Regions from separate parts of the Homo sapiens genome. Here region 1 is linked to region 2. Evidence: read pairs that join two places in POLR2A ChIA-PET (ENCODE). Cell type or tissue: IMR-90. All regions are shown on one strand. Links, peaks and the distances in the headings refer to the core of each region. The heading gives the core; the rest is flanking DNA.

Region 1 (17,314 bases), core at 3,574-11,573, 77 kb after region 2:
GCCCACGTGACCTCGGCAAGTCCCATGATTTCTCTGGGAGCCCATTTCATTGTCTAGCAAGTGGGCATCCCTCAGACCTGGCTGGAAGTTCCAGAGAATCATGCCTGGGCAACCAGCATCACCAGGCAAAGACCTTCTCCTGAACTCCAGGTTTCTAGCCCAGGAAGCTCTGCTACCAACTGGCCTCCCAGTATGGGGCGGACAGGACCATCGTCATCCCAAAAACAGTCAGGAGCTGACAGAGCCAGTGTAGCCTGAGTGCCAATCCTGACTGCCACTCACTGGCCGTGGGGCTTGGGCAAGTTACTTCCTTTCCTTTCCTTCCCCCATCTCCTCTCTTCTTTCCCCTTTCTTCTCCTCTCTACTCCTCTCTCTCCTTTCCTTCTTTCTTTGTTGAGACAGAGTTTCACTCTTGTTGCCCAGGCTGGAGTGCAGTGGCACAATCTCAGTTCACTGCAACCTCTGCCTCCTGGGTTCAAGTGATTCTCCTGGCTTAACCTCCCGAGTACCTGGGATTACAAGCACCTGCCACCACGCCCAGCTAATTTTTTGTATTTTTAATAGAGATGGGGTTTCACCATGTTGGCCAGGCTGGTCTCCAACTCCAGACCTCAGGTGATCTGCCTGCCTTGGCCTCCCAAAGTGCTGGGATTATAGGCATGAGCCACTGCGCCTGATTTTTTTTTTTTTTTTTTTTTTTTCAATATAGACATGCAGTCTCACTATGTTGTTCAGGCTGGTCTTGAACTCCTGACCTCGGGTGATCTGCCCACCTTGGCTTCTCAAAGTACTGGAATGACAGGTAAGAACCACTGTGCCCAGCCTATTTTTATTTATTTTATTTTAGAGACTGGGTCTTGCTCTGTTGCCCAGGCTGGAACGCAGTGGTGTAATCACAGCTCACTGCAACCTTGAACTCCTGGGCTCAAGTAACCCTCCGCCTTAGCCTTCTGAGTAGCTGGGACCACAGGCATGTGCCACCATATCCAGCTAACTTTTTTGTACAGATGGGGTCTCACAATGTTGCCCGGGCTGGAGGGTAAGTTACTTGAGGCCACGGTGTCCTCATCTGGAAAACGGGATCACAGTATACTACCTACTTCATACAGTTTGGTTTTGTTCTGTGCTGAGCCCAGTGCCTGGCACAGAAATATCAGCTCTAATCACAGCACCCCTGAAGCTGTGAGTCCTGCCCAGGGAGAGGAAATCTAAGCTGGCACCCGAGGCTGGTCTGGCAACCCTCAGGAACTGAAGATAAGCCTACCAAGTGCAAAATCACAGACTGCCAGGGCTGAAGAAGGACGCAGAGATGACGATGGCCACCTTCCTCACCATCTGAATAAAGGAACTGAGCATGCAGTTTAATTTATTGACTGGCTCAGTGCTACCCAGGGAGGCAGGCTAGATGGGGTCCCTCCTTGGGCCACAAGGCTCTGCCATCTCGAGGTGGGACACATGGGAAGTCTCAGCCTCAGGCCCTGGTTGAGCAACATTTGACATCTACTGGGCAAATAAAGGATGGTTGGGGCTGGGTGTGGTGGCTCACGCCTGTAATCCCAGTACTTTGGGAGGCTGAGGTGGGTGGATTGCTTGAGCTCAGGAGTTCAAGACCAGTTTGGGCAACATGGCAAAACCCCATCTTTACTAAAAATGCAAAAATTAGTTGGACGTGGTGGTGCATGCCTGTAGTCCCAGCTACTTGGGAGGCTGAGGTAGGAGGATTGCTTGAGCCCAGGAAGTAGAGATTGCAGTGAGCCAAGATTGTGCCACTACACTCCAGCCTGGGTGAACAAGCCAGACCCCGTCTCGAAAAATAAAATTTAAAATAAGGGATGGTTGGGCCAAAATGCCATGCTCCAGCCCCTGGTACAGTGGCTCAGGCCAGGAGCTGTTGGTGCCAGACAGGCAGGCATGGGGTGGGGACTCTGACCTGACTCAGCCCTGCTCTCTCTACAGATCTTACTCTCCTCTGGCAATCTGGAGCCCCAGGAATGAGTAAAAAATCCACTCTTGATGAGTTAAGTAACTGGTGGGCATCACTTGGGTGTGGTGGCTCATGCCTATAATCCCAGCACCTTGAGAGGCTGAGGTAGGAAGATCGCTTGAGGCCAGGAGTTCAAGACCTGCCTAGGCAACATAGCAAGACCCCAACTCCACCAACCAACCAACAAACAAAAACAAAGAAAATCTTGGAAGTCAGAACTGAAAGAGCTTTGTAGTCTTCCTTCCATTCCACCGACATCCCACAGACCAAGGATGAAGGCGGGGATGGAGAGAGATAGATTTACTACTGGTCCCCAGAGCTCAGCCCAGAGCCTCCATGAGCATGTGCACTTGTGGGTAGCCATCACTCTCATTTTACAACAAGCCCAGAAGGGCACAGCCATCTAGCCAGGGCCAGAGCCTTGGGCCCCACTGCCCCCGAGGTAAACACCACGGTTGCTCGTTTCACTGAGGGCTCCCCAGAAGTTGGACGTGTCCTGGAGCTTGTCCCACCCAGATGGAGCATATGCCGAGCTGGGCCCTTTCTCTCTAGAGCATGGGGAAATCACGGTCCAGAATAAGCCTGTGAAGGAGGCTCCACTGCCCCTCTGCTTCCCAGACACAGGCCAGTTGCTACCCGGCCAAGGAACGCTCCTTACCAATGAAGTGACACATGTGGCGTAAGAAGGGAAGAATCTGGGCTTCCGGGGAATCTTCTATCCGGATGTGCAGAAGCTTGTCAGCATCGCCTGCAAAACTACACGGAAGGACCACACAGGTCATCAGGTGGAATGCAGAATGCAGGCATCCCCATTGTGGGGTTTTCATCACAGCAGAAGGGCCACAGGGAGGACGCTGAGCTTGTGTAAGGGGGAATGTGCACAGGTAACTCAACCTCTCCTGGAAAAAAACATCCAGGCTGGGTGTGGTGGCTCATGAATAAGCCCAGTAATTTGGGAAACAGAGATGGGAGGATCACATAGCGAGACCCTTGTCTTTTTTTTTGTTTGTTTGAGACAGATTCCCGCTCTGTTGCCCAGGCTGGAGTGCAGTGGCACGATCTCGGCTCACTGCAACCTCTACCTCCCAGGTTCAAGCGATTCTCCTGCTTCAGCCTCCCAAGTAGCTGGGATTACAGGCATGTGCCACCACAACCGGCTAATGTTTATATTTTTAGTAGAGATGGGGTTTCACCATTTTGGCCAGGCTGGTCATCAAACTCCCAACCTCAGCTTATGTACCCGCCTTGGCCTCTCAAAGTGCTGGGATTACAGGTGTGAGCCACCACACCCAGCCAAAAAAATTTTTTTAAGTACCTATCTTGGCCAAGCATGGTGGCTCACACCTGTAAACCCAGCACTTTGGGAGGCCAAGGCAGGCAGATCACTTGAGGTCAGGAGTTCGAGACCAGCCCAGGCAACATTTTGAAACCCTGTCTCTACTAAAAACTACAAAAATTAGCCGGGTATGATGGCACACACCTTTAGTCCCAGCTACTGGGGAGGCTGAGGCAGGAGAATCACTTAACCCTGGAGGCGGAGGTTGCAGTGAGCCAAGATTGTGCCACTGCACTCCAGCCTGGGTGACAGAGCAAGACCCCATCTCAAAAAATAATAAAATAGGCCAGGCGCGGTGGCTCATGCCTGTAATCCCAGCACTTTGGGAGGCCAAGGCGGGATGATCACAAGGTCAGGTGATCGAGACCATCCTGGCTAACACGGTGAAACCCCATCTCTACTAAAAATACAAAAAACTAGCTGGGCGTGGTGGCGGGCGCCTGTAGTCCCAGCTACTGGGGAGGCTGAGGCAGGAGAATGGCGTGAACCCAGGAGGCGGAGCTTGCAGTGAGCCGAGATTGTGCCACTGCACTCCAGTCTGGGTGACAGAGTGAGACTCCGTCTCAAAAAATAATAATAATAAAATAAAAACTAAAGGGAAGGGATAGCATTAGGAGATATACCTAATGCTAAATGACGAGTTAATGGGTGCAGCACACCAACATGGCACATGTATACATATGTAACAAACCTGCCCATTGTGCACATGTACCCTAAAACGTAAAGTGTAATAATAATAAAATTAAAAAAAATAAATAAAATAAATTTAAATATTATATAAAAAATAAAATGAAATATAAATCAGTAGTTTCTCTTTACTTACAAGGGCCCTGTATCCATGGAGACATTGACATGGGCTTTGATTTTCAAGTCCTTCTGAATCTTGGGGTCACAGGCTTGACTGAAATTGCCAACGAAGACCTTCCCTGGCACGATTTCAATGGGGTATGGCTGAAATGCATCCAGTTCCTGAAGTGTGGAGGGAGAAAGGCAGCTATGAGCATATTCCTCAGGGAAGAGGGATGTCTATCTCTTGAAACACAGCTCAGCAAACGAGCGTAAAAGGGCAGTTCCAGGACAGTGAATGTGACGGAGATCCAGACTTTGAAAGAGATTGGCACACGGTAACTTGCATGGGGTGGCACAGGGCGAGTCATGACGAAAGGACTGAGCCTCATCGTGCAGAGCGCTGGGTCTCAGCACTGGTGTCCATTCCCTCCGTGGCAACTGTTTACACTTGGCCAGGTGCACAAAGGTTGCAGTGAGGACGCTGTGGCCCAGAACTGTAACAACCCAGCATGTACTGGGGGCTCAGGAGGATGGAGAGGGACAGCTCTCTTAAGACCACCAGAATTTAAGCATCGAGAGAGAGAGAGAAGGAGGAGGAGGAGGAAGAGAGAGGAGGAGGAAGAGAGAGGAGGAGAGAGGAGGAAGAGAGAGGAGGAGAGAGGAGGAGGAGGAGGAGAGAGGAGGAGGAGGAGGAGGAGGGAGGAGGTGGAGGAGGAGAGAGGAGGTTTCATCATGTTGGCCAGGCTGGTCTTGAACTCCTGACCTCAAGTAATCCACCTGCCTCGGCTGCCCAAAGTGCTAGGATTACAGGCGTGAGCCACTGTGCTCAACCCATCTTTTTCTTTTCTTTTCTTTTTTTAAAGATACAGGGTCTCTCACTCTGTCACCCAGGCTGGAGTGCAAGTGGCTCAATCATAGCTCGCTGCAGTCTTATCTTCCTGGGCTCAAATGCTTCTCCTACCTCAGCCTCCCAGGTAGCTGGGACTACAGGTGCGCATGACCATACTCAGCTAATTTTGATACTTTTATCTTTTGTAGAGATGGGGTCTCACTATGTTGCCCAAGCTGTCCTCGAACTCCTGGCCTGTAGTGATCCTCCTGCCTCAGCCTCCCAAAGTGTTGGGATACACATGTGAGCCACCCTGCATGCCCAGAAATGAAGCCAGTGTATGTGCAGAGGGGTAGAGAGAACAAGACACCTACTTAAATGGGAGCTTCCTGAGTTCCAGGTCCAAAGTTATCATTAAAACTTTCGTTTGCCGGGCGCAGTGGCTCAAGCCTGTAATCCCAGCACTTTGGGAGGCTGAGGTGGGCGGATCACGAGGTCAGGAGATCGAGACCATCCTGGCTAACACGGTGAAACCTCGTCTCTTCTAAAAAATACAAAAAATTAGCCGGGCATGGTGGCGGGCACCTGTAATCCCAGCTACTTGGGAGGCTGAGGCAGGAGAATGGCATGAACCTGGGAGGCGGAGCTTGCAGTGAGCTGAGATTGTGCCACTGCACTCCAGCCTGGGCGACAGAATGAGACTCCGTCTCAAAAAAAAAAAAAAAAAAACAAAACAACAACAACAACAACAAAAAACTTTCGTTTATTTGAAACACAGACAAGGATTATCTCTACATTTCCCAAAGTGTGTTCTAAGAAACACTAGTCCCCCATAAGGCACTATGAGAAAAGGGTTCAGGGGTTCAGATAACCAAATGCAATCTGTGTGTTCCACATCCATATATTCAAGCAACCTTGGATGAAAAATATCCAGAAAAATAATTCATGGTTGCATCTGTACAGAACATGTACAGACTTTTTTTCTTGTCATTATTCCCTAAACGATACAGTATAACAATTATTTACATAGCATGTACATTGTATTAGGTATTATAAATAATCTAGAGATGATTTAAAGTATACACAAGAGGGGCCAGGTGAGGTGGCTCACATCTGTAACCCCATCACTTTGGGAGGCCGAGGCAGGCGCATCACCTGAGGTGAGGAGCTTGAGACCAACCTGGCCAACGAGTGAAACCCCATCTCCACGAAAAACACAAAAATTAGCCAGGCATGATGGTGCATGCCTGTAGTCCCAGCTACTCGGGAGGCTGAGGCAGGAGAATCACTTGATCCTGGGACGTGGAGGTTGCAGTGAGATGAGATCATGCCACTGCACCCCAGCCTGGCAACAGAGTGAGACTCTGTCTCAAATAAATAAAGTATACGAGACGATACGCTTAGGTTAGACGCAAATACTACACCATCTTGTATCAGGGAGTTGAAGATCCAAGGATTTGGTATCTATTGGGGGCCCTGGAACCAACCTCCATGGATACTGGACAACTGTACAAACGGACAGCTGTATCTATGATTCCTCTCTCGGAAACAACACGTACATTAGCAATCAAAGGTTCAAAGAAGTTGGGCACAGTGGCTGCTCATGCCTGTGATATCAGCACTTTGGGAGGCCAAGGTGGGAGGATCGCTTGAACCCAGGAGTTCAAGACCAGCCTGGGTAACACAGCAAGACCCTTGTCTCTACAAAAAATAAAAAATTCGCCAGGCATGGTGGCACATGGCTGTACTCCCGGCTACTCAGGAGGCTGAAGTGGGAGGATCCCACAGGAGTTTGAGGTTACAGAGAGTTATGACCGCATCACTGCACTCCAGCCTGTCTCTCAAAAAAAAAAAAAAAAAAATAGCCGGGCACAGTGCCTCATGCTTATAATCCCAGCACTTTGGGAGGCTGAGGTGGGTGGATCACTTGAGGTCAGGAGTTTGAGACCAGCCTGACCAACATGGTGAAACCCTGTCTCTACTAAAAATACAAAAATTAGCCAGGTGTGACAGTGCACGCCTGTAATCCCAGCTACTCGGGAGGCTGGGGCAGGAGAATCACTTGAACCCAGGAGGTGGAGCCTGCAGTGAGCCAAGATTGTGCCATTGCACTCCAGCCCGGGCAACAAGAGCAAAACTCCATCTCAAAAAAAAAAAAAAAAAAAAAAAAAAAAAAATCTCAAAGAAGCTCTGCAGTAGAGAAATCCACTCCAACTGGATAACTTGATGTTTCCATGAGGCTCTGATTAGAGACCACTTTCTCCATTATTACACCACAGAAAATGCTGACCTTTGCCAAAGATCAAAATCAGTTCCAAAAGTCCCCTGGCTCTAAGTCTGACTCAGAAATAACATTTTAAGGACCTCAGGCGTGTGGGTCCTTCAGAGCCACCTGAACTCAGCACATCTCACTCCCTTCCCCACGGCAGTGAACCCTCTGCAAGCCCACATCCTTCCCAAGCTACCAGCTTCGAAAGCCATTAGTAAAGAACAGACACCAAGCTGAGCCAGTTCTCCAGCCTGTGACACGGAGATGCATGACCCCCCACTGCCTGCGGGCAGGCCCAATTTACTCCAGCATGTGGGCTGCCCCTAACCCGGATGGACGCTCAGCTTGCTGGTGCCAAATGAAATCCCCCTTTCAATTTCCACTTAAAAATCTCGCTAAAAGGCCAGGCATGGTGGCTGATGCTTGTAATCCCAGCACTTTGGGAAGCTGAGGCAGGTGGATCACCTGAGGTCAGGAGTTCAAGACCAGCCTGGCCAACATAGTGAAACCCCATCTCTACTAAAAATATAAAAATTAGGCGTGGTGGCACACGCCTGTAATCTCAGCTACTCTGGAGGCTGAGGCAGGAGAATCACTTGAACCCAGGAGGTGGAGGTTGCAGTAAGCCCAGATTGTACCACTGTACTCCAGCCTGGGCAACAGAGATGCTATCTCAAAAAAAAACCAAAACAAAACAAAACAAAAAAAACCCCACAAAAATCCCATAGCAAATCTATCAACCCCTCTTCCTGCTGTTTTTAAACCAGCTTCCTTTTCTGCGGTTGTGTGGGTTTGGCTGGGAAGAGGGTGTGATGTGGATAAAAACACACTGTACTGTAGAATGTGTGTAAATGCTCAGTGACACAATGCAAACGAAACCAGTATCTCAAATGAATATGCCCGAACTGGGCACACTGCCTTCCCCCAAAACCACCTCCTTCTTCCCCCACCCCGCCCCCTCCCGAGTGTTCCCCAGAATGAACCACATCACAGCCCCCGTCACCCACGCCTAAAACCAGGGCATCATCCCAGCCCCCTCTCTCTCCTATGCCCTCATGTCTGATCGGTGCTACCTCCTAAATCTTTCTTTCTTCTTTTTTCTTTTTTGAGATGGAGTCTCACTCTGTCACCCAGGCTGGAGTGCAGTGGTGTGACTCAGCTCACTGCAACCTCCGCCTCCCGGGTTCAATTGATTTTCCTGCCTCAGCCTCCTGAGTAACTGGGATTACAGGCATGTGCCACCACACCCAGCTAATTTTTGTATTTTTAGTAGAGATGGGGTTTCACCATGTTGGCCAGAATGGTCTTGATCTCTTGACCTCGTGATCCGCCCGCCTTGGCCTCCCAAAATGCTGGGATTACAGGCGTGAGCCTCCAAGCCCAGCCTTTTAAAAAAATTTTTGTGTAAACAAGGTCTTACTATGTTGCCCAGGCTAGTCTCAAACTCCTGGACTCAAGTGATCCTTCCACCTCCTCTTTGACCTCCCAAAGTGCTAGGATTCCAAGCTTAAGCCACCACAGCTGGCCAGTCACCTACATTCTAAAGACAGCTGCAAACAAGTAACCCAATCCAACCCTCACAGCTACCCTAGCCACAACCCTGCGCCTTCTTCCCAATGTGACTAGACTAGGAGCAAAGGCAAGTTTCAGGAATATGCAACTGTCAAAACGGACCATACCGGGCCTTTTAAATATGTGCAGTTCATCATGTCAATTACACCTTACTAAAGCTTCAGAAATGAGGAGGTGGCAGTGATGAGTTATCAGCAGCGTAGGGTTTGCAGAGAAGAAATTAATCTCTCTGCACCCTGCAAAGCCAGGGTGCTCCTCCAAGAGCAAGGAGGAGCAAGGAGGAGTTCCAATCAAGATAAGACTTGATTCAGATTTGAGGCTGGAACATTAAACTGCCCTGGCTTATACTAGACTGATTGTCTTTACTTCCTTTATTTAACTGACTGTACACCTGTTGAGCTGAAATTCACAGTGCTGTTATCTCAGTGGAAGAAAGGGATGTCTTTGGGAGCCAGGCATGCATACCCTGGATCTGGGAACATGTCTGACCTCAGGCATGAGTCCCTGCCTTCTACGATTCCGGTGAAGGAATGTGGGCATGCGGGGCAGGGGACGGGTCATGGGCTTCCAAGTTAAGGGGAGGAAGTTGGAGGAGATGCCTGGCAGGGGTTGAAGGGAGTCACCACTGGCTGCGTTCTCTGGGAGATCCTCAGCCCCAGAAGGAGCCAGGGTGAGGCTGAGCTGGGTCCCGAGAAACCCAGCAGCAGAGGCTACCAGCAGCTCACACAGCCAGACGGGGCCAGAGAGCAGGCACTTTCCCACCACTAACACGCAGCCAGGCACACAGACAGGTCCACTCTGGGCCCTACTGCCAAAGGTACTCTGCCCAGAAGAGGGGAAGAGAGCAGCTGTCCTTAAAGCTAACCCCCATCCCTCCCTACTTTGAGTGCCCCCAGCAAACCCTAGGCTGCCCAGCTCTAGGGCATGGGAAGAGATGAGACTTGATTCAGATTTGAGGTTGGAACATTAAACCGCCCTAGCTTCTACTAGACTGTCTTTTTACTTCCTTTAACATTATTTCAAAACTATACACTAGTTGGCCAGGTGTGGTGGTTCATGCCTATAATTCCAGTACTTTGAGAGGCCAAGGCAGGAGGATTGCTTAAGGTCAGGAGTTTTGGACCAGCCTGGGGAACATAGCAAGACCCTGTATCTGCAAAAAATTTTAAAACTTAGCTGACTGTGGTGGCATGCATCTGTAGTCCCACCTACTCAAGAGGCTGAGGCTGGAGGATACCAAGCCCAGGAGGTGGAGGCTGCAGTGAGCTATGATTGCACCACTGCACTCCAGCCTGGGCAACAGAGTGAGACCCTGTCTCTAAAACGTATATATCGCCCAACTTCAAACATTAACAACTCATTGGCCAATTTTGTTTCCTCTATACCCTCACTGCCTTCTCACCTCACCCCAGATTATTTGAAAGGAAATTCCAGACATCACGTCATTTCACCCGTAAATATTTTGTTCTGTATTTCTAAAAGATAAGGACTTGTACTTTATAATAACCATAACAATGTCACTACAACCTTCGAAAAGCAACAATTCCTAAACACAGTCAAACATCCTGTGAATAGTCACATTTGCCCAGTCATTCTATACTATGATTTCGATTGAAGTTTTTTGTAACCAAAAGTGGCCAGAAAGTATGGAATCTGCTCACGATGTTGCTAAGGGCAGGAAGGGGAACACAGCTGAAGGCAACTGTTAGAAAAAGTTAAAACCACTTTCTGTTTACATTCCATTGTGTTCAGACGCTTCAATAAGCCAGACATCTGTACACGGCACTCTCCAGGGACCAGGCCCTGCCTGCAAATCTCTGCATAGTCTGGTGCTAGCCTTAGACAACTCCACCCAGTTCTCTTCCTCGAAATCTCCTCCTCCGTCAGATTTGGCTCTGGGAAGCTCAAGTGCCCCTTCTCTGGGCTCCAGATACCCGGGGCGTCCCTTGACACAGTCCAGCTTCCAGCCACTGCCTCCCCTACAGACAGGACCAGTCATCAGCAGAAACTGGAATCTCAAAATTGTTTTGTTTTGACAAAACTGACCATGAGTTGACAATGTTTGGAGCTAGGTGATGGACAAAGGGGTTTAATATCTGATTCTCTTTTTGTATTAAAAAATAGGCTGAGTGCAGTGGCTCACGCCTCTAATCCCAGCACTTTGGGAGGCTGAGGCAGGTGGATCACTTGAGGTCAGGAGCTGGAGACCAGCCTGACCAACATGGTGAAACCCTGTCTCTACTAAAAAAGAATTATAATAGAGATGGGGGTCTCACTATACTGCCCAGGCTGGTCTTGAACTCCTGAGATCAAGCAATCCTCCTGCCTTGGCCTCCCAGAGTGCTAAAACTACAGGTGTGAGTCGCCACACCTGGCTGATTTTCTTTTTGTTTTTTTTGGAGACAGGGTCTTGCTTCGTCAACCAGGCTGGAGTACAGTGGCATGGCAACGGCTCACTGCAGCCTCGACCTCCTGGGCTCAAGCAATCCACCCATCTCTTTTCTAAATTATTTTTTTGAGCCAGGGTCTCACTCTGTCACACAGGCTGGAGTGCAGTGGTGTGATCTCGGCTCCCTGCAACCTCCTCCTCCTGGGTTCAAGTAATTCTCCTGCCTCACCCTCCTGAGTAACTGGGACTACAAGACAGGTGGGCCACTATGCCCGGTGAATTTCTGTATTTTTGGTAGTCAGGGTTTTGCCATGTTGCTTAGGCTGGGCTCAAACTCCTGAGCTCAAGTGATCCATCCAGCTTGGCCTCCAAAAGTGCTGGGATTATAGGCGTGAGCCACCACAGCCAGCTCCATTTATTGATTTTTTTGTAGAGACAAGGTCTCACTATATTGCTCAGGCCGGTCTCAAAGTACTGAGCTAAAGCAATCCTCCTGCCTTGGCCTCCCCAAGTGCTAGGCTTATAGGCGTGAGCCACCGTGCCTGACCAATCCTTCCCACTTTTGTGTATTTTTGTATCCTCTGGATCCAGCTAGGATTTGTGGAATCAGACAGCCAAGAAAAAAGAGGTGGTCTCGAGCCGCCATGCCCCTGCCTTTCTGACCTTGGTATCGGTCCACCATCCAGCCTGCCCTCTGAATGGGTCCACCTTTGCTCACTGTTTCAACCCGACAGCCATCAGTTCCTTATAAAGAACTGTGGCCGGGCAGGATGGCTCACGCCTGTGATCCCAGCACTTTGGAAAGCCGAGGCAGGTGGATCACTTGAGGTCAGGAGATCGAGACCATCCTGGCTAACAGGGTGAAACCCTGTCTCTACTAAAAATACAAAAAATTAGCCGGGCGTGCTGGTGGGCGCCTGTAGTCCCACCTACTTGGGAGGCCGAGGCAGGAGAATGGCGTGAACCTGGGAGGCAGAGCTTGCAGTGAGCCAAGATGGCACCACTGCACTCCAGCCTGGGCGACAGAGCGAGACTCCGTCTCAAAAAAAAAAAAAAAAAAGTGGAGGAGATGGGGGAGACTGGGCTGCAGACATGAACTTAGGGCTGCCAGGAGTCCAGATCTAGTTTTTTTTTTGTTTGTTTTTGTTTTTGTTTTTGTTTGAGACAGTCTTACTCTGTCATCCAGGCTGGAGTACAGTGGCATGATCTTGGCTCACTGCAACCTCTGCCTCCTGGGTTCAAGCAATTCTTCTGCCTCAGCTTCCCTAGTAGCTACGACTATGGGCACGCACCACCACGCCCAGCTAATTTTTGTGTTTTTAGTATAGACAGAATCTCCTCCACTTTCTCTATATCCTCTGTCCCATCCTCCTGTTTCTCCCACTCAGTCACCCACAAGTCAGTTTCTAGGCCCATCCTTCCCGTCTGGGCCTGCCTGTGCTCAGCATTTGGCCCTACCTGAGGCATCCAGATGATCTTCTGGGTCCGGAGAAAGTGGTACGTGCCTGAGAAGCGCTCATAGCCCCCTTTCAGGATGTAGACGGGGTGGTGGGTGAGGCGGGTCAGGATCCTGCCATACTCAATGGCTGCTTGAGGCACAAGATCTGAGAGTGGAGACCAAAGACATGAATGTCTCCTGTGTATCTGCCATTGGTCTAGAGCTGGGATAGATGACCACTTTCTTCTGAAATGCAATTATTTTATTTATTTTCTGAGACAGAGTCTCACTCTGTCGCCCAGGCTGGAGTGCAGTGGTGCGATCTCGGCTCACTGCAACCTCTGCCTCCTGGGTTCAAGCGATTCTCCTGCCTCAGCCTCCCAAGTAGCTGGGACTACAGGCGCCCACCATGCCTGGCTAATTTTTTATTTTTAGTATAGACAGGGTTTCACCATGTTTGCCAGCCTGGTTTTGAACTCCTCAGCTCAGGTGATCCTTCAGCCTCGGCCTCCCAAAGTGCTGAGATTACAGGCGTGAGCCACCATGCCCGGCTTGAAATGCAATTATTTAGGAAGCTGAAGCAAGTATAGAGATGCATCATATTAAAATTTTAAAAGTAGCTTACCACCGGGTTTTTTTTGTTTTTGTTTTTGAGACTGGGCTTCACTCCATCTGGCTGGAGTGCAGTGGTACAATCTCGGCTCACTGCAACCTCCAGCTCCTGGGCTCACACCATCCTCCCACCTCAGCCTCCCGAGTAGCTGGGACTATAGGTGCGCACCACCACACCTGGCTAAATTTTGTATTGTTTTGTAGAGACAGTGTCTCACTTTTTTGCCCAGGCTTGTCTTGAACTCCTGAGCTCAAGCAATCTACCTGCCTCAGCCTCCCAGAGTGCTGAGATTACAGGTGTGCTCAGCCTAAGTTAATCTTCTTTTCTGCAAACTCTGAGATATATGTATTGTATGATGTCATACAATACATATATCTCAGAGTTTACAGAAACTGCCAGCTCGTTAACCACTCATATGCATACATATGGTTTACATATTATATACATGTATATATTATATTTATACCACATATATATGTCAACTGTATGTTGTGTATCACACAATTCACCCATTTAAAGTGTGCAATTCAAAACATATAGACCAATGGAACAAAATAGATAACCCAGAAATAAAGCCACACACCTATAACCATCTGATCTTCAACAAAGTTGACAAAAATAAGCAATGGAGGCTGGGGATGGTGGTTTACATCTATAATCCCAGAACCTTGGGAGGCAGAGGCAGGAGAATTGCCTGAGCCCAGGAGTTTGAGACCAACCTAGGCAACATGGAAAGACCCCGCCTCCACAAATAAAATTCAAAAAATTAGTTGAGTGTGGTGGCGGGCACCTGCAGTTCCAGCTACTAGAGAGGCTGAGGCAGGAGGATCACCTGAGCCAGGGAGGTTGAGGCTGTAGTGAGCAATGGTCGTGCCACTGCACTACAGCCTTGGAGACAGAACAAGACCTTGTCTCAAAGAACAGGAAAGGGGAAAGGACTCCCACTTATTGGTCAATAAATGGTACTAAGATAACTGGCTATCCATATGCAGAAGAATGAAACTGGACCCCTATCACCATATACAAAAATCAACTCAAGATAGATTAAAGACTTAAATGTAACACCTGAAAACTATAGAAATCCTAGAAGAAAATCTAGGGAATACCCTTCTTGACATTGGCCTTGGCAAATAATTTTTGGCTAAGTCCTCCAAAGCAATTGCAACAAAACAAAAATTGACAAGTGGGACCTAAGGACACGAAAGTGCTTCTGCACAGCAAGAAAAACTACCAGAGTAAACAAACAGCCTGCAGAATGGGAGAAAGTATCCACAAGCTATGCATCCAACAAAGATCCAATATCCAAAATCTATAAGGAACTGAAATCAAGAAGCAAAAACCAAACAACCTCTGATGGTTAATACTGAGTGTCAACTTGATTGGGTTGAAGGATGCAAAGTACTGATCCTGGGCGTGTCTGTGAGGGTGTTGCCAAAGGAGATTAACATTTGAGTCAGTGGACTGGGAGAGGCAGACCCACCCTCAATCTGAGTGGGCACCATCTAATCAGCTGCCAGTACAGCTACAACATAAAGCAACCAGAAATACATGAAAACACTAGACTGGCCTAGCCTCCCAGCCTACATCTTTCTCCCTTGCTGGATGCTTCCTGTCCTCAAACATTGGACTCCAAGTTCTTCAGCTTTGGGACTCACACTGGCTTCCTTGCTCCTCAGCTTGCAGACAGCCTATTGTGGGACCTTGTGATCACACGAGTTAATACTCCTTAACAAACTCCCATATATATAGATACACATGTATCTACATATACACGCATATATATACACACACATATATCTATACATATGTACATGTATAGATATAAGTATATACATATGTACATTTATAGATATATGTATATCTATACATATGTACATGTATAGGGATACATATATATAATTATGTGTGTATAGATATACGTATATCTATATGTATGTGTGTATATATGTATATCTATACATACATGTGTATATATACACGTATATCTATACATATGTGTGTATATATACACGTATATCTATACGTATGTGTGCACATATATAGCGTATATACGTATGTGTGTATATATACGTATATCTATACGTATACACATATATACATATATACGCATATATACACATATATACATATATACGCATATATATACACGTATATATATAAAAACACACACACATATATATATCTCCTATTAGTTCTGTCCCTCTAGAGAACTCTAATACACAACTCTATTAAAAAGTGGGCAAAGGACATAAACAGACACTTTTCAAAAGACATACAAGCAGCCAACGAACGTGAAAAAATGCTTGACATCACTAATCATCAGAGAAATGCAAATCAAAACCACAATGAGATAACCTTCTCACATCAGTCAGAATGGCTTTTATTAGAAAGCCAAAAAATAATAGATGTTGACAGGGCTATGGAGAAAAGGAACACTTACATACTGTTGGTGGGAATGTAAAGTAGTTCAGCCCCTGTGGAAAGGAGTTTGAGATTTGTCAAGGAACCAAAAATAGAACTACCATTCAACCCAGCAATCCCATTACTATGTACACATCCAAAAGAAAATATATTGTTACACCAAAAGGATACCTGCACCCATATGTTCACTGCAGCACTACTGACAACAGCAAAGACATAGAATCAACTCAAGGGCCCATCAACAACGGATTGTATTTATTTATTTATTTATTTAATTTTTTTTTAGATGGAGTCTCGCTCTTGTCGCCCAGGCTGGAGTGCAATGGCACGATCTCGGCGCACTGCAACCTCCACCTCCCTGGGTTCAATCAATTCTCCTGCCTCAGCCTCTCGAGTAGCTAGGATTACAGGCATGCACCACCATGCCCAGCTAATTTTTGTATTTTTAGTAGAGACGGGGTTTCACTATGTTAGCCAGGCTGGTCTCAAACTGCTGACCTCAAGTGATCCACCCGCCTTGGCCCCCCAAAGTGCTAGGATTACAGGCATGAGCCACCGTGCCCGGCCCCAGATTGGATTTTTTAAATGTGGTTAACATATACCACAGAATACTACACAGCTATAAAAAAAGAACAAAATCATGTCCTCTGCAGCACCATGGATGGAGCTGGAGGCCATCATCCTAAACGAACTAACACAGATATAGAAAACCAGATACCACATGTTCTCATTTATAAGTGCAAGCTAAACATCAGAAGCATATAGAAATAAAGATGCGGAACAACACACCCTGAAGAATACGAGGAGGACAGAGAGAGAGGGACAGGGGTTGAAAAACTACCTACTGGGGCCAGGCGCGATGGCTCACACCTGTAATCCCAATACTTTGGGAGGCCAAGGCGGGTGCATCATCTGAGGCCAGGAGTTTGAGACCAGCCTGGCCAAGATGGCGAAACCCTGTCTGTACTGAAAATACAAAAAAATAGCCGGGTGGGGTGGTGCGCACCTGTATTCCCAGCTACTTGGGAAGCTGAGGGGAAGCAGAGACTGCAGTGAGCCAAGATCACACCATTGCACTCCAACCTGGGCAACAAGAGCAAAACTCCATCTCAAAAAAAAAAAAAAAGGCAAGACAGAAGAAAAAAGAAAAACTACCTACTACCTATTGGGTTCTATGCTCACTACCTGGGTGATGGGTTCAATATACAATTCAGTGACTTTTAGTATATTCAGAGTTATGCAACCATCCCCCACAATCAATTTTAGAATGTTTTCTTCTATTTTTAGTATTTATTTGAGACAGAGTCTCACTATGTTGCCCAGACTGGTCTCGACTCCTGGGCTCAAGCAATCCTCCCACCTCAGCCCCTCAAAGTGCTGGGACTACAGGTGTGAGCGACAGTGCCCGGCCTAATTTTAGAACATTTTCATCACCCCTACAAGGGACCCTGTACCACTAATCAGCCACACCCGTTTTTCCCCAAACTCCCAGCTCCACTTAACCACTCATTTCTATGGATTTGCCTATTCTGGACTTTTCATATAAATGGAATAATATGTGATGTTTTGCATCTAACTTCTATCACTTACCATGATCTCTTTAGTGTTCATCTACATTATAGCACATGTCAGTACTTTTATTTTTTTTTTTTTGAGACCGAGTTTCACTCTGTT
Region 2 (11,976 bases), core at 3,977-11,976:
TCCAGCGTTTTCTACGTTGGCTGCTGCCTTGTCTGAAATCACATTTTGTGGAGAAAGGAGTCTTGCTTTGTTGCATCTTCTATCCTAGGGTTTAATGTTGGTGAATGAGTAACTCTAGCATTTGTACAAGGCTCCCTAAGAGTCCTGCAGCAGTCGACCAAGCCCGGGGACATAATTGAATCCGGAGATTCCTGGGGCCTTGAAAAAGGCTTGAAATATACATAGGAAGAAAGGCACAAAAATAAATGCTCACTTGTCTCTGCAAAAAAAAAGAAAAGAAAAATTGTGTCTCAAGTTCCTTCTGTAGTTGATAATTTATTCAGTAATCATTTTATAATTGAAGAAGAATATTCTGACTCTAAATCTTTCTAGATCAGTTACCTGGATGCTGAAGACATGAATAAATTTGTTTATTTTAAAAATCCTAGGGCCTGGCACAGTGGCTCATGCTTATAATCTTAGCACTGTGGGAGGCCGAGGTGGACGGATCACTAGAGCCCAGGAATTCAAGACCATCCTGGGCCACATGGCAAAACACCATCTCTATTTAAAAATTAGTGTTTTTAAACATCAGTGTTTAAAAATTAGCTGGGTGTGGTGGTGTGTACCTGTCATCCCAACTACTTGGGAGGCTGAGGTGGGAGGATCACCTGAGCCCAGGGAGGTTGAGGCTGCAGTGAGCCATGATCAGACCACTGCACACCAACCTGGGTGATAGAGTGAGACCCCCATCTCAAAATATACAGTAATAAATGAAAAATAGAAAATTCCCCAAATAAATAAATAATAGAAAATTCTAATGAAAATAAAAGGAGTTGAGTGTAACCGTTGAGTGTCTGCGCTGGGTGTTTATGTCTCATGTAACCAACGTAGCACTGTGAGCATGGTCATCCCGGAGACGGACTGTGATAAATCGTGTGCCCAGGATCCCAGAGTGCATAGGTGGCATATCTAGGTTTTGAACCAAGGTCTGTTGGTCTTTTATAGCTCAACTGGGTTGTGAGTTTGTTGAATTTCACTTTCCATGCTTTCCCCAACCAAACCAAAAACCAGAGGGGGAACTGAAAGCTGAGAGCCTAGTAATTGAGAAAAGGACTCTGGGAGGTGATGGTGTCAAAAAGCAGTCCAGGGAAGCTCTTGTGGTTGAGCACACAGCTCTGCCCAGAGCTTCCTAGATGCCAAGGCAAAGAAGGATGGGGTTACATAGCAGTTATTGGAAAAAGGAAGCTGACCAGTTTCTCATTAGTATTTTTCAGCTGGGCGCGATGGCTCATGTCTGTAGTCCCAGCACTCTGGGAGGCTGAGGCAGGAGGATCACTTGTGGCCAGGAGTTTGAGACCAGCCTGGGCAAGAGAGAGAGAGAGAGACCCTGTCCCTTCAACAAGAAAATACACATTTAAAATATTAGCCAGGCATGGTGGTGTGCACCTGTAGTCCCAGCTACTCAAGAGGCTGAAGCAGGACGATCGCTTGAGCCTGAGAGTTCAAGGCTGTAGTAAGCTATGATTGCACCACGACACTGCAGCCTGGGTGATGGAGCAAGACCCCATCTCTTAAATTTTTTTTAAAAAGTGCTTTTCCCTGGGCCTTTACACGAGGATCATTGAATAAAGCAGTGGTCAGCAGCCCATGTACTCAGCAAGTATTTGTAGAGCACCACGTATGTGCCAAGCTCTCTTCGAGGTGCTGGGACTACTTTTGTGTGTGGAAAAGACCAACAAGATGAAAGATGATGTTGGCCTAGGCCAGGGTGGAGGCACTGTTTTCAAGAACAGGAGTGTTCCCACAGGTGACCCTTTCTGGGTCCCATCTAGGTAAGAGGCTGAGAGGTTCAGGCTCGGTTGTAAATTCTGTAAGGGCAGTTCTTTGGGAGGTGTGAGCAAGAGAATGGAATCAGAGCGATTATTTTAGCAGGCAGGAGTGAAGCTTGAGAATCTGGCAGAGTGAGGAGCGATCTTGTGCCAGAGTGAGAGGCAGCCAGTCCAAAGTGAAGGTTCTGAAGCTCTTAGTACCTCCCACGTACAGTGTCCTGCTTTTTTTTCTTTCTCTTTTCTCTCTCTTTTTTTTTTTTTTTTTTTTTAAGGCAGGACACTTGCTCTGTCACCCAGGATCATTGCTCACTGCAGTCTCAAACTCCTTAAGCCCTTCCAAGTAGCTGGGACTACAGGCACACACCACCATGCTTGGCGAGTTTTTCTTTCTTTTTGCAGAGATGGGGTCTTGCTATGTTGCCCAGGCCGATCTCAAACTCCTGGGCTCAAACGATCCTCCTGTTGACCTCCCAAAGTGCTGGAATTACAGGCATGAGCCACTGTACCTGGACCCCTGCTATTTTTCCTGTGATATTTGAAAAGCTTGGCTTGGTTTCTTGCCCTTTAGTAGGTGATTGCAGGCAGAGCCACGAGGTCTTAGAAAGCAGCACGGCTCTGTTCCGATACTCCTGGCTGAAGGGCCAGTGTGCTGTGCCATTGAGGGAGAAGCATTGACTCTGGTCTGGGAGATTCTGTTCATTTAGTCATTCAGCAAACAAATATTGAGTGCTGGCCAGGTGTGGTGGCTCACACCTGTAATCCCAGCACTTTGGGAGGCCGAGGCGGGCAGATCACCTGAGGTCGCGAGTTCGAGACCGGCCTGACCAACATGGAGAAACCTGTCTCTACTAAAAATACAAAATTAGCCGGGCGTGGTGGTGCATGCCTGTAATCCCAGCTACTTGGGAGGCTGAGGCAGGAGAATCGCTTGAACCCGGGGGGCAGAGGTTGCAGTGAGCTGAGGTTGCGCCATTGCATTCCATCCAGCCTGGGCAACAAGAGCGAAACTCTGTCTCAAAAAAACAAAAACAAATATTGAGCACTCATGTTATGCAAAGTCTGATGAGCACCAGGGTTACAGAGGTGCAGGATAGCTCCACCCAGACACGAGACCAATCCTGTGTCCTTCTGCAGGGATTATTTCATCTTGGGTAATGCTGTCATCTGATGATGTGGCCAGGATGTCAGCTGCAAAATGAACCCCAGGTCATTCAGTGAGGCTGCGTCTACCTGTAACTTTGCCATGTCCTAAAAAGGTCTTGAAGGGCAGACAGATGGTTGATAGAATAGCTCTGGAGACAGTTGGTCTGGGTTTGAATCCTGGTTCCACCATTTATCGATTCCCTGATGTTGGACAAGGTCCTTTAACCTTTGTGATAATTACAGCTCCTGTATGTCAGAGCAGTGTTAAAACACTGTTCATTAGTTAAAAACAAATCAGGGCCGGGCTTGGTGGCTCACACCTGTAATCCCAGCACTTTGGGAGATTGAGGTGGGCTAATGGCTTGAGCCCAGGAGTTTGAGACCAACCTGGGCAACATGGCGAAACCCCGTATCTTAACAAAAAATTAATGGGGCTTGGTGGTGGGTGCCTGTAGTCCCAGCAACGCAGGAGGCTGGGCTGTCATCACGCCACTGTACAGCAGCCTGGCTGACAGAGTGAGACCCTGTCTCAAAAAAAAAACAACAACAAAAAAAACCCCAAAAAACAAAAACCAGGTCAGGAGTGGGGAGTGACTGCTGATGAGTGTGGGATTTCCTTTTGAGGGTATGAAGATGCTCTGGAATCTGGTAGTGGTGATGCTTGCACAATGGGTGAATATAGTGAAAACCACTGAATTTTATACTTTAAAATGATGAATTTTATGGTGTGTGAATTCTGTCTCAATTTTTTTTTTTTTTTTTTGAGACTGACTCTCGCTCTGTGGTCCAGGCTGGAGTGCAGTGGCCCAATCTCAGCCCACTGCAACCTCTGCCTCCCGGGTTCCAGTGATTCTCTTGCCTCAGCCTCCTGAGTAGCTGGGATTACAGGTGCCCACCACCACACCCAGCTAATTTTTGTATTTTTAGTAGAGACGGGGTTTCACCATGTTGGCTAGACTGGTCTCGAACTCCTGACCTCAAGTGATCTTGCCCTCCTCGGCCTGAGGCATGAGCCACTGCTCCCAGTCTCTATCTCAGGTTTCTTTTTTTTTTTTTTTTTTTTTGAGACGGAGTCTTGCTGTGTTGCCCAGGCTGGAGTACAGTGGAACAATCTTCACTTACCACAACCTCCACCTCCTGGGTTCAAGTGATTCTCCTGCCTCAGCCTCCCAAGTAGCTGGGATTACAGGCACACACTGCCATACCAGCTAATTTTTGTATTTTTAGTAGAGATAGGGTTTCACTATGTTGGCCAGGCTGGTCTCGAACTCCTGACCTTGTGATCCACCCGCCTCGGCCTCTCAAAGTACTGGGATTACAGGTGTGAGCCACCACACCCGGCTTCTATCTCAGTTTTTAAAAATCAGGTTTATAGGTCATGAGTTCTTGAGCAACTAGACTCCCACCAGTTGTGCCTCCAGTTCCCTGTCATCTTGAGCTAGTCGTGGACACCTGCAGCAGACGTATGTTCACTGCGTGTTTCTGGGCTCCCACACATTTCTAAGCCCTCTTGAAGTTAACTTCGGGTAATGGCCTGTGAGAGGAAGTCACGTATGTCACTTCTGGATGGAAGCATTTAAGAGCCAGGGCCAGGCCCTCCAGCAATCTTCTTCCCATCAGGACGGCCCGGAAGTTGAACATTGAGATGGTGGAATGACAAGAGAAAAAGCTGCTTGAACCACTGAGTCACCTTATGGAGGCCAAGGGCCTAGCGGAGTCACCCTGCCCACACTAGACGTTGCTTAGAGTTCAGCTTGAAGCCATGTGATGTGGGTCACTGCCCAGGAGGACTTTTTTCTAGTGCTGTGGCCTGGAGGACTTTCCCTCTAGCCTCTCATGCAGGTGTACTGTGTGATGTGGTGGGTCTCTTTTCTAACAGGAAGCCCCAGTGGGTGCAGCAGAGCTGTGGCTCTCCCAACTCAAGCACATCTCCACAGCTAGCTGCCGGCAAGTACGCAGCTCTCTTGGTGGTGTCTGAGAAATGGAGCATTAAGCCCTCAGTCTAAAGGAGCATCTTGGGTAACCTAGTGTACCTGTCTCGAGCAGCAGGCATAGTACAATGTCAGGCCAGCACCAAAGGATTTTGTCTTCCTTGTAAGACAACATGGGGCAATAGAAAGCTCTGTATGGGCAATCTTGTAAATGGTATAATAATTATGATGCTTTTATAGACACCGCATGACCGTCCTTAGTCACCATAGCGATGGGATCTAATTATTACTGACTTGTTCATGTTGTGGGTTTTTAGTAACCCTACTGCCCACATTCTAGAATTTAAACACATGCTGTGAATATCCAAGCACAGGTCACAGAGATGACCTAGAGTTGGTGCTCAGTACACTTTTTTTGTTTTTTTGAGACCGAGTCTGGCTCTATCGCCCAGGCTGGAGTGCAGTGGTGCGATCTCAGCTCAGCGCAACCTCCGCCTCCTGGGTTCAAGTGATTTTCCTGCCTCAGCCTCCTGAGTAGCTGGGATTACAGAGCATGCACCACCATGCCCAGCTACTTTTTGTATTTTTAGTTTCACCATGTTGGCCAGGCTGGTCTTGAACTCCTGACCTCAGGTGATCTTCCCACTTTGGCCTCCCAAAGTGCTGGGATAACAGGTGTGAGCCACCGCGCCCGGCCTCAATACACATGTGATTGCCTTGAATGCATAGCAATGACCGAACATCAAGGTGAAACGCAAGCAACGCTGGGGAAGGAATGACCAATACGGTGCCCTCTGAGGCCTCAGCCCAGGGGCCATCTGGCTTGTCTGTCTCATTAGTACCATTGTTCCCTGTCAGCTTGTGGAAGAGCTGATTTGAAACCACCTGTTGGACCGAAGGAAGCCACTGACCAATACCTGTTCTGTGGGTGAAGCTGTCGCCCAGAGCACCCCCTGTGACTCCGTGGTCCTCTATGCACTAGTAGAAACTCTGTTTTTGCTGAATGGCACAGCCCACTACTAGCTGAATGTGGGGTGACAGTAGCCAGCATGAGAACCATCAAGACCATTATGGGCCAGGAGTTGGGTCACCCCTTCCTTGTCTAGGGTTGCAACAAGAAGTGACAGAGAGGGTCCCACAAGGTCTTTAAATCTCCCTCTGTAAGTTGTGGGAATTTCAGTAACTTGCTTGGTCCTTAGGGCTTTGAATCTGAGTCTGTAAAATGGGTGAAATAATATTTCTCTAAACAGGTTTATCATATGAATCAAAAGAAATTGTAGAAGGTGCCTAGCCAGGGTGCTTGGCACGTAGTAGGTGTTGAGTGAACGTTGGTTGCATTGCTTGGCTCCTCCTTAGTGAGCCTGTAGTAAACACAGTGCTGTGTAGACTAGGCAGGCCTTTCTCTCTTCTGCAATTCTGAGTGCTTTTTCTTAAGAACCAAGGGGTACTAACCCTTGTTTTAGAGACATTCAGAAACTAGCCAGGCGTAGTGGTGTGCACCTGTAGTCCCAGCTCCTCGGGAGGCTGAGGTGGGAGGATCACTTGATCCTGGGAGGTAGAGGTTGTGGTGACCTATGATTGCACCACTGCACTCCAGCCTGGACAACAGAGCAAGACCCTGTCTAAAAATAAATAAAATAAAATAAATAAATAAATGTAAACAAGGAAATAGAAAACGTTTATACTGATGGAGTCTCGCTGTGTCGCCCAGGCTGGAGTGCAGTGGCACGATCTTGGCTCACTGCAGCCTCCACCTCCCGGGTTCAAGTGATTCTCCTGCCTCAGCCTCCCAAGTAGCTGGAATTACAAGCATGTGCCACCACGCCCGTCTAATTTTGTATTTTTAGTAAAGACAGGGTTTCTCCATGTTGGTTAGGCTGGTCTCCAACTCCTGACCTCAGGTGATCCGCCCACCTCGACCTCCCAGAGTGCTGGGATTACAGGCATGAGCCACCTTGCCCGGCCCTTATGTATTTATTTTTTAAAGACAGGGTCTTGCTCTGTCACCCAGGCTGGAGTGCAGTGTTGGGATCATATCTCACTGTAACCCCCAATTCCTGGGCTCAAGTGATCCTCTAACCTCAGCCTCCTGAGTAGCGGGGACTACAGGTGTGCACCACCACACCTCACTAATTTTTTAATTTTCTGTAGAGATGGCGTTTCACTATGTTACCCAGGCTGGTCTCAAACTCCTGGCCTCAATCCATCCTCCCGCCTCAGCCTCTCAATGTGCTGGGATTACAGGCATGAGCCACTGTGCCTGTCCAGCAACAATATTTATAACAGCCCCCAAAAGGAAACAATCCAAGTATCCATCACCCATTGAATGGATAAACAAAATGTGGTATATCCATACGATGAAATGTTACTCAGGCATGAAGAGGAATGAAGGGCTTTTATGCATGCCACAACGTGGATGGACCTTGAAGACATTATTCTAAGTGAAAGAAACCAGTTACAAAGGGCCACTTATTGTGTGATTTTATTTATTTATTTATTTATTTATTTATTTATTTATTTATTTATTTGAGACACAGTCTCCCTCTCTCACGCAGGCTATAATGCAGTGGTGCAGTCTTGGCTCACTGCAACCTCCACCTCCCAGGTTCAAGCGATTCTCCTGCCTTAGCCTCCCGAGTAGCTGGGATTACAGGCGCCTGTCATCACACCCGACTAATTTTTTTGTATTTTTAGTAGAGACGGGGTTTCACCACGTTGGACAGGTTGGTCTCGAACTCCTGTCCTCAAGTGATCCTCCCGCCTTGGTCTCCCAAAGTGCTGGGATTACAGGTGTGAGCCTCCGCACCTGGCCTGTTTTTCCTTTTAAAGCCGTGACTCTATTTTCCCTTCTGGCCTTGGTGTGTGCTCTTCCCCACTCTGTCTCCTTCCCTTTTGAGTCCTTTCCATCAGGAAGCCCTCCTTAACCACTACCAGACTCACCCACACATGAACCGGCTCCCACCATCTGTTCTGTTTATTTTGGCAAGGAAATAAAGATGTGTCTTCCACCAGAAAAGCTGAGGCCACTACTCGATTCAGTTTGCCCTCCCTGCTGGGGCACAGGTGTCATGGCCTCCCTTAAGTGCTTATTAATTCCTGTGTTTCAGCTTTCATCCTTCCACCTGCTGCTAGGCCTCTGTGCACACAGTGCTTTGTGGAATTGCTCCCGTCTCTTCAGCTTAGCAGCGTGCCTTGAAGAGGAAGAGCTGCAGAGAAATTTTGAAAATAAATTGCTTTTTGAAAAATAATTTGACAGTAAGTCAGGGACCTTGAAAATATTTGTTCCCTTTGATTCAGAAATATTTCTAAGACAAATTCAGAAATTCTTTTTTTTTTTTTTTGAGACAAATTCTGTCTCTGTCTGCCCAGGCTGGAGTGCAGTGGTGCAGTCTTGGCTCACTGCAACCTCCGCCTCCCAGGTTCAAGTGATTCTCATGCCTCAGCCCCCCGAGTAGCTAGAACTGCAGGTGTGCACCAACACGCCCAGCTAATTGTTGTATTGTTTTATAGAAACAGGGATTTGTTGTGTTGCCCAGGCTAGTCTTGAACTCCTGAGCTTAAGCAATCTGCCTGCCTCGGCCTCCCAAAGTGCTGGGACTACAGGCATGTACCACTGCGCCTGGCCAGAATTTCTATTTTAAGGAACTTATCAGTGGCTTACAAAGACTTATGTTGAAAATATATCAATCCTGTTTTTCATGACTTTTTTAAAAACAGTTTTAATTTTTTTTTCTGTACTAGAAAATGCACTGTAACTTGACATTGTAATAGTGAAAATATAATGACATTTGAGAATTTATAACAAGAAAATGTTCACAATTTAATATATGAAAAGTAGAACAAAATTATATGTAGTATAAGACCGATCATGTTAAAAACATGGGCGGGCACGGTGGCTCACACCTGTAATCCCAGCACTTTGGGAGGCCGAGGTGGGTGGATCACGAGGTCAGGAGTTTGAGACCAGCCTGGCCAACATAGTGAAACCCCATCTCTACTACAAATACAAAGATTAGCCGAGCATGGTGGCAGGCACCTGTAATCCCAGCTACTCCAGAGGCCGAGGCAGGAAAATCCCTTGAACTCGGGAGGTGGAGGTTGCAGTGAGCTGAGCGAGATGGCACCACTGCATTCCAGCCTGGGCAACAACAGAGCGAGACTCCATCTGAAAAAAAAAAAAAAAGGAAAAGTATGTCCTGTAATATGCATGTAAAAAACTGGTAGAATGAAACCAAATAAGAGTTTGGATTATGTTTTCCTTAATTTTATGTTTTAAAATATAGCACATTTTCTTCACTAAACATGCTTTTAAATTTTTTAATTGACAAAGTTGTATATATTTATAGTGTATGGCATATTGTTTTGAAGTCTGGTAGAATGGCTAAATTGAGTTAATTAACATATGCATTACCTCACACCTTTTTTTGTGGTGAGAACACTTAAAATCTACTCTTAGCAGTCTTCAAGAGTACAACACATTGCTACTAACTATAGTCACCATGTTATACAATAGGTCTTTGTTTTTTTTTTTTTTTTTTTTTTTTTTTTTTGAGCGGAGTTTCACTCTTGTTGCCCAGGCTGGAGTGCAATGGCGCGATCTCGGCTCACTGCAACCTCTGCCTCCCAGGTTCAAGCGATTCTCCTGCCTCAGCCTCTGGAGCAGCCAGGATTACAGGCACCTGCCACCACGCCTGGCTAATTTTTTGTATTTTTAGTAGAGATGGGGGTTTCACCATGTTGCCCAGGCTGGTTTCTAACTCCTGACCTCAGGTGATCCACCTGCCTGGGCCTCCCAAAGTGTTGGGATTACAGGCGTGAGCCACCGCACCCAGCCTCAGTAGGTCTCTTGAACTGTATTTAATTTTAACTTTTTGTTTTGAAATAGTTTCAGATTTGCAAAAAAGTTGCAACAGCAGTGCTAACAATTCTTGAGCGCCCTTTACCCAGATTTCCCCATTGTTAATATTTTACCATATTTGCTTTATCAATGTGTGTGTGTGTGTGTGTAGATATATTTTTTCTTGAACTATTTGAGAATGAGTTGCAGATATGACCAAGATACTTGGTTACCCCTAAGTACTTCAGTGTGTATTTTCTTCAAGGCAAGGACAGTTTTTTTTTTTTTGGTAAGCAAAATACAGTGATCAATAGCAGGAAATTAACATTGATATCCTGTGTTGTCTAATCATAGAGTTTCTTTACATTTTGCCGTTAATATCTTTTACATCAGAAAAAATATGTTTTTTTCCTGGTCCAAGACCTCAGAGTGTGTGTGTGTGTGTGTGTGTGTGTGTGTGTGTGTGTGTGTGTGTGTGTCTTAGATCACTCAGTCTTTGTTTATCTTTCATGGCCTTAACATTTTTGAAAATGTGAGGCCGTGTCTTTGTCAACGTCTCACAGTTTGGTTTGGGTTTGTATAATTCCCTTATAACAAGATCCAGCTTCCACCCGAGGCAACAGAGTGAACAACAACAACAAAAAAAGAGGTGACCTGGGTGCTTTTACTACCCTACATTCAGATGTGGGAGCAAAGAAATGACTTAAAGTTGGAGTTTATATTTAAAAGGGAAGCGGAATGTAAGTTTGGAAAATTTGCAGGCTGGCCATGTGACAGAAAGAAAAAACTTTTTCAAGAGAATTCAAGCAGGCTGTGGAGCAACCGCTTGCTAGAGCGATTTGTAGATTTAAAAAGGAGCCAAGTGCTGATAGCCAAGACTGTGGGGAAAAAAAGGCCTTGAAGGCATTTCAGAGACCTTCCCGGCAGCCCCTCCCATTACAGTTGTGGAGGCCTCAGAGGGAAGAATGCTTTGTGGTTCAGGCCCAGTGCCAGGGACAGCCTCAGGACACTGCTCCTCACATCCCTGGCCATTCAGCTTCCAGCCTTGGCTCAAAGGGGCCCAGATACAGCTCAGGCTGCCACACTAGAGGGTGAAAGCCATGAGCCTTGGCCGCTTCAATGTGGTGGTGAGCCTGTGGGTGGACAGAATGCAAGAGTGAGGGAGGCTTGGCAGCCTCCACCTAGATTTCAGAGGATGTATGGGAAAGCCTGGGAAAGGGGCAGACCCCTTACCGAGAACCTCTGGTAGGAGAGGAATGTGGGACTGGAGGCCCCATACAGAGTTCTCACTGGGGCACTGCCTAGTGGAGCTGTGGGAAGGGGGCCACTGTCCTCCAGACCCCGGAATGGTAGATCCACCAGCATCTTACAACCTGTCCCTGGAAAAGCCACAGGCTGTGAGAGCAGCCTCGGATTGAACCCTGCAAAGCCACCAGGACAGAGCTGCCCAGGACCTTGGGAGCCCACCCTTCGCACCAGCACGCCCTGGATGTGAGACATGGAGTCAAAAGGAGATTATTTGGGAGCTTTAAGATTTAATGACTGTCTGCCAGGTGCGGTGGCTCACACCTGTAATCCCAGCACTATGGGAGGCCGAGGTGGGAGTGCATTGGCGCTATCTCAGTTCACTGCAACCTCCACTTCCTGGGTTCAAGCGATTCTCCTGCCTTAGCCTCCCAAGTAACTGGGACTACAGGCACCCACCACCATGCCCAGGTAATTTTTGTATTTTTAGTAGGGACAGGGTTTCATCATGTTGGCCAGGTTGGTCTCGAATCCTGACCTCAGGTGATCTGCCCCCGTCGGCCTCCCAAAGTGCTGGGATTATAGGCTTGAGCCACTGCGCCTGGCTGGAGGGACCGGTTTTTTAATTGAGAGGGTTGGTACTTCTCCCTTCCTGCCTTTTTCCAAGGGCTGCTCGGGGCTTGTGTGTGTGTGTGTGTGTGTGTGTGTGTGTGTGTGTGTGTGTGTGTGTGTTTCAAAGACAGAGATCTGTATTTATTAACTCAGGTCAGACACTTGGGATTTTTCACCAGGCATCATCACCAATCAGCCAGCTCAGATTAATTAATATTAATTTGGTTGGTCTGTTCCCAGGCCCTTGGTGTGCAGGCACTTTCTGTCATTAAGTCCTTGTGACCCAGCCTCGTGTGACACATCTCCCATGATGGGGAGCCACTCCCCCAATAGCGCATTCTATGTTCAGACTCCTTTATTAGAACGTCTTTGCTTGGAGGGGTTGTAAACCTCTCTC

Evidence for each region. Peaks named below come from ENCODE experiments on the same cell type or tissue, not always from the same donor. Only the 100,000 strongest peaks of a DNase experiment are listed, where the experiment ranks them.
Region 1: POLR2A ChIA-PET joins it to region 2 with 15 read pairs; 6 of 35 experiments call an interaction of 5 or more read pairs at or near these places.

The regions. Positions count from the first base shown.
Region 1 is chr7:76,001,116-76,018,429 of GRCh38, forward strand. It overlaps STYXL1 (serine/threonine/tyrosine interacting like 1), which reads right to left. Exons shown (of 9, transcript NM_001317785.2): 5 at 12,627-12,772; 6 at 4,144-4,289; 7 at 2,643-2,740. Among named protein-coding and RNA genes, the nearest start is that of TMEM120A, 15 kb to the left of the region's middle. RefSeq lists enhancers at 1-190, 7,371-7,550. In IMR-90, for the core only: no CTCF peak of the experiment used is centred there; a DNase peak (open chromatin) is centred at 10,506; H3K27ac peaks cover 1,738 bases.
Region 2 is chr7:75,923,972-75,935,947 of GRCh38, forward strand. The region is part of intron 1 of POR (cytochrome p450 oxidoreductase); the gene reads left to right. Among named protein-coding and RNA genes, the nearest start is that of SNORA14A, 14 kb to the right of the region's middle. RefSeq lists enhancers at 4,566-4,625, 10,616-11,444. In IMR-90, for the core only: no CTCF peak of the experiment used is centred there; a DNase peak (open chromatin) is centred at 10,660.